2 separate regions of the Homo sapiens genome follow, and region 1 is linked to region 2. A link is an interaction called in ENCODE POLR2A ChIA-PET data of the cell type or tissue named here. Cell type or tissue: OCI-LY7. All regions are shown on one strand. Links, peaks and the distances in the headings refer to the core of each region. The heading gives the core; the rest is flanking DNA. Region 1 has its middle 120 kb from the start of SSTR1. Region 2 has its middle 65 kb from the start of SSTR1.

Region 1 (2,928 bases), core at 271-2,770, 52 kb before region 2:
GCATAATCAGGCCCTAGGATATCTAGTTCTTCTAAAATGTATTGACTTTTTATTTTTTTGCATCTGCCTAAATTATTCTGCATCTTGCATTCCCTGAATGAACCAAGTAATGTTCAAGACATGTGTTGTATTTGTTCAATCCAGTTCTAAATTTGTGTCAGCTCCAGTTGGCCTTTTGAAAAGGGCATTCCCCTCAAAATCCTAATAGTCTCAGATACAACAAGTATGTAATAACTGAAAGACATCTCAGTAATACTCTATAGAGGCAGGATTTTATTAATCAAATTTCCATATGATTTCAATAATTATTCCTTTATCTCATAAAATAAGTATTTATTGATCCCCTAATAAGTGCCAGGCTTTGGGGCTGCAGAGGTAAAAAAGAAAATGTTGTGCTTCTGGAACTTGGAACTTAAACTCTAGAAAGTGAGACTTATACAGAAAAGCAAGTATAACATGATGGACAGATAAGTGCAATGCAGAAAAATTAAGAAGAGTAAGGAAATAAAATGTGATAAAGAGTGGTCAGGGATGCCCTCTCTAAAGGTGACAACATATATGCAGACTCTTGAAGTAAGGGGTGACTTATTCAATTATCTAGGGGTAAAGGACTCCTGACAGAGGAAATAGCAAATTTAAAAGCACTGAATAGGAACAATCATTGGCATATTTGAGGATCAGAAAGGAGAACAACAAGAAGGAAATTAATAGAAGATGGGATTGGAGAAACAGCAGGAAGAAGGTTACACAGGGCCTCAAACAGCGTTGGTGAGTAAGGACTCAGAGTAATATGAGAATGTGGTAGATTAAAAATGGCCAATAATTATTTGTTACTCTTTCCATTGAAAGGTGGCATTTAATTCCCTTTTCTTGAATTTGGCATGGCTGTGGTGACTTGTTTAGTCAATAAAATGTGCAAAAGTGATGTTCTGTGGTAATAACGGGTCATAAAAAGCCCTGCAGCTTCTGCCTAGACATGTTGGGATCTACCAACTACCATGTAAAAAGTGAGTCTACCCTGAGACCACGATGCTATGAGGAAGTCAAAGATATTCATTTAGAGAGCTATATAGAAAGAGAAACAAAGGTGTCCAGCCAGCCCCAGCTGTTCCATCCATTCCAGCCTAATTGTCAGATATGAGTGAAGAAGTCACTCACGTGGACAATCCAGCATCAGCAGATATCATATAAAGGAAAGCTCAGGCACTAGACATGTATGATCCTAGTAGGGCTATTCCAACTGCTGCTAGTCATTCAAATAACCTCTGCTGAGGCTCACTGGGGAGCAGAGATGGTTAATCTCCATTGTGCCTTTTATACTTTCTTGATCCACAAACTCATGAGAAGAGTAATGAGTTTGGGTTTTTTTTTAAATTTATATCTCTTTTATTGAACTTCTCATTTCATTCATATGCTATTCCTTTGATTTTGTTGAGTTGTCTATTTGTGTTCTCTTATCATTTGCTGATATTTCTTACCTCTGAGTATTGAGTGATCCATTATGCATCAATGGATAGCCTATAAGAAAAAAATTGAATAGCTGAGAGTAGAATTTAAACCTGAATTATGTTCTAAAAGGACCACTCTAGCTGCTGGGTTGGGCCTAGCTTTGTAACAGCGCAAGAATAAAGGCAGAATGATCAGTTAATTCAATTAAAAGTCCAGGCAAGAGTAAATAGTGGCTTGGATTAAAATAGTGGCATAAGAGGAAGTGAGAAATGGTTGAATTTGAGATATACTTTGAAGATAAATGATAACATTTGCTCAAAGTTACAGGTAATATTTTTATTTCAGTTTCAATTTTGAAAATATATCAATATGTCATATACTATACTCATGCAGAAATGCCTGGAACATATAAACAATGTGAAGACTCTTAAATAAATGAATGCATACTGAATCTTTCTTTGATTCAGAACCTGTGTTTATGTCTGGCTAGTCATTATGAGCATCAGATAAATATTGTATTTTCATTGTAGAAATTTGTATTGACTAAGGGCATGCCTAGAGCTTTTGGTATGCCTCTGTTTTTCCACAGAACTTATTTATTATTATTTTTAGCTCTTTTGCCAAATAATTATGAAGAATATTCTATAGCTATGTTGCTAGCTGTGAGAAAAAGTTGGCATAGTCTCTTTTGATGAAAGATGGAATTTTCTTATTGAAGGTAGACTTTTAACACATAATCACACAAATAACTAGGACAAATGCTACAGCCACAGCAAGGGCTGTAATAGAATTTGATTTAACAAGGATGAAAAAGGTTATCTTGAAGAAATTGGGTTAGTTGAGAGTTAATGTAAAGAGAAGTGGAAGAGTACTCTAAGCAGACAAAAAAAGCAAGTGCAAATGCTCTGTAGTGTCTAGAATATGATATACTAGTGAAACTCAAAGAAGACCTCTTCCTTCCCACTGTGCAATTTGTTTTCCGTACTGGAACTAGAATGATCTTTTACAAATCTGAACCTGCAAGCTCTCTCTTGCTTCTAAAAATCCTAGGATGGCTTATCTTCTCAAAGTGTAACACAGATAGTGATTCCATTTACTGTGCAGAAGCACTGGAGAAGATAAGGCTTGGGAAGAAAAAAAATGAATTAGGTTTTGGACATACTTTGTTTAATGTGCCTTTGAGACATGCTAATGGAGATGCCAAGAAGTGAATTAGATATATTGCTAGGGAAGTCTGGCTGCAGATGAGTAAGCTATCATTCTATAGGAGGTATTCAAAGCCATGGCATGAATGAGAGCGCTCAAGGACTGATTAAAAATCAGAAGAGAAAGATAATGAAGTTTACCCCTTTAGAAACCTCAGGGGAGAAGAATATACATTTATAAAGGAGACAAAGAAGGAGTAGCTGGAGAGATGAGGAAAACCTGGGGACTATGGTACCATAAAAGCCATGAGGAGGAGTGATGTCAGTAAGATGG
Region 2 (2,928 bases), core at 101-2,600:
ATCTTAACACAACCTAGTGGTATTTCTTGTATACTAAAGTTTAAATATGTTTCTGTGGGCCCACCTGTGGACCAACCCTATGTAAAACATTATCTACTCGGGAAAAGTTCATTCTGAGCTTCAATCAGTCAATTTACGAATTTGCCAAAATGTTAACAAGTTAAAGACTACGTATAACCTATAAGGTATTTTATCTTTTCAAGTGCCTTGAAATTACTCAAAAAAGCAATTTATAACCTAGTTTTAAAAATCCTAAGTGAAAAAGTTAGTCATAATGTGGAGCATCTATTTAAGACCAATAGGTTAAAATAAAAACACACCTATCTTTTACTTAAATGAAATTTATTGTTGCTGTACAAGTATAGTATATATCTTTAGAGTTGTATTATCTTCATTCAAAAGCCACCATTCCCTTATCTAAATAGTGCTCTAAAAGTTCAATTTAAAAAAAGACATTGAATTTTAATGGCTTTTGTTTTGAAAGCTGTTCCCTGACATAATTGGGAATGTCTTATGCTACTATAAATTCATGATTAGGAATGAGTAGCTTATGTAAATGAGGTAAAATGAGATTTTTGATTTGATATTTTCGCCCATCAAATTCTTCCATTGGCTTAAGTGACATGGAGTCATCTTTCAGCCACTGGTGTCCTTAAATAGTAAGACATAATCCCTGGGGCAAAACTCTCTTGGCCCAGAAAACTACAGAGGGGATGCAGAGATAAGCCAGGATGGATGTGAGGATGGCAGAAAACTATCTACCTGCTCCTCTTACTTGTGAAATAATGGCCAACACTATTTTAGGTGCCAAAACCTATCTCATGAATTCCTAGCAGTGAATCAGTAAGGCAGAAAAATGGCATAATATGATACAGTCGTATTTATTATGTGATAGTTGATGTAATTAATTAATTGAACTATTTTTTTAAGGTTTAGGCTCCAAGTTCAGCTTTTGTAATTTTCTTTTCATAGGAAAGATGTACAGACTTAATTAAACTAATAATTGTTTTTCAATAACTGAGACTTAAACTGTTCTTTGGGCATAAAATTGTAAATGATTTGATGACAGATGAGAAGAGACAGTGTTTGCATCCCTGATTGCAGTGCATGTGGTGGTCCACATCTAATGTATTTATATATTAGTGATTATTAAACTGTGGACACATTTCTCCTGTAGCTGCATGTCCTTTCAAAGTTAGAGCCTGAAGCTCTCTAGTGGACTGTACCTTATATAATTCTGTGGCCAGTTTAAATCTAATAAGAAAATTGGCTTCATTACAATACATTAATCTTTTAAAGGTATGATTCTTAAAGTGATAACAAATGGTTTTCTCAAAATCTGTCAAAATATAAAAAGATTTAAAATTTATAGGGATGTTTGAGGATGTGTGTGTGTATCTGTTTGTTTGTGTGTATGTACCACCAACAAACCTCACTGTAGTAATACATGACCCACTAATTTGGATGTCAGATTTTTAGGTCTAGAGCAAAGATGGGAATTAGAAAGTGGGTAAAAATGCCGCCTGAGATAAATGCCTTAAAGCCATGTGCTTTTCTTCATCAGAGGGAGACACACAATTTACCTCACTCAGTTACCCAGCCACCCAATGTCTACTGAGCACCCATTATATGCTGGGCATTGCATATAATGGAGGTGGGCTCATGAAGGTGGGCTACTCTGTCCATAAGAAGCTCTGAGTTAAATGAGGAAACAAATGGGAACAAATAGTTATGATAAAATATTAAATTTGAATAATAGAAGTATGTTTTCAATTGTAAGAACACACAGGAATAGTTAATTATGCCCGAGGAAAGCATTCCAGAGCAGATATTTTAATGGGAGCTAAACAGATGAGTAAGCATTTGGAAGACAGGAAAGAGACAGTCGACATTTCAAACTACAGGAAGAATCTAGCACTAAGTGTTATTCTCAGAGATGCGCAAAGGAGTCTATATGGCTATGTGGGTGAATGCACGGGGCAGAGATTTTTTCTAAGCTCTGATAAATAAAGAGTAGCATTCTGTCCCAAAAGTCACTCATAATTTATTCCCCAAATTTTCATTGAGAGTCACACTGATGGAATTCTTAGGTCAAAGCACTGTTTTGTGTACCAAAAGTAAATTTGCTTCCTGTTCCCAAGGATTCTGTTGAGATGAGGGTGGATAATATGTAGTGTATTAGCTGACCAGCCTGGGCGGGGACATGGATAGAATGGAGGGAAAAGAATACAAATTAACAGCGAAAGCACTGCTGTCTGGAGCAACGTAAGATAGGAAAATACAGCTGAATTCACCTCACAAACCGTAAGGACCTCATTGCATCTCTGGGAACCACAATAATTCACACACATCACGTTCCTCTGAGTCACCAAGAAAAAATTACATCATACAATTTTATAATCAGAATAGAACTTAGAGGTCATCACTTCCCCTCCATCCCAAATCACTGCTGAAGACTAGGATCTAGTTTCTCCTTTTCCTGCTGAAAGTGAAACGAATTTCAGTATTTGTAAAGCTGTTAGTTTACTCTCACTTTAGACAGCTCTGAGGGTGGTAAAAATCTCCATATGTTACACTGAAATCTGCCTCCCTGTTAATTTCCTCCCCTGGGGAGTTCCTGAGAGGATGAATAAACTACTATCTTCTGCTCTTCAAACCTTGGAGTTATATTTGATGTTGGATAAGAGAACACAAAAATGTGTCTGTAGGAGCTTTCAGCTCTTTAAGATCTCCAACACACAAGAAATAGTATCTCCAGGCACTGTATCATTTGTTTCATTCCTGACTGTATATATGCCAAGTTGTGGCCATGCCAGGTCCCACAATGATGTGTTTTCCTGCATATTTGTGAAAACAGTTCACAGGCTGACATTTTTCCTCCTTGGGGATGCAAAGCCAGTGTGCCAAAATGACCTACAGCATTCTCAG

Evidence for each region. Peaks named below come from ENCODE experiments on the same cell type or tissue, not always from the same donor. Only the 100,000 strongest peaks of a DNase experiment are listed, where the experiment ranks them.
Region 1: POLR2A ChIA-PET joins it to region 2 with 5 read pairs; 4 of 35 experiments call an interaction of 5 or more read pairs at or near these places.

The regions. Positions count from the first base shown.
Region 1 is chr14:38,089,640-38,092,567 of GRCh38, forward strand. No RefSeq gene overlaps it. Among named protein-coding and RNA genes, the nearest start is that of SSTR1, 120 kb to the right of the region's middle. In OCI-LY7, for the core only: no CTCF peak of the experiment used is centred there; no DNase peak of the experiment used is centred there; H3K4me3 peaks cover 1,293 bases; H3K27ac peaks cover 1,341 bases.
Region 2 is chr14:38,141,488-38,144,415 of GRCh38, forward strand. No RefSeq gene overlaps it. Among named protein-coding and RNA genes, the nearest start is that of SSTR1, 65 kb to the right of the region's middle. In OCI-LY7, for the core only: no CTCF peak of the experiment used is centred there; no DNase peak of the experiment used is centred there.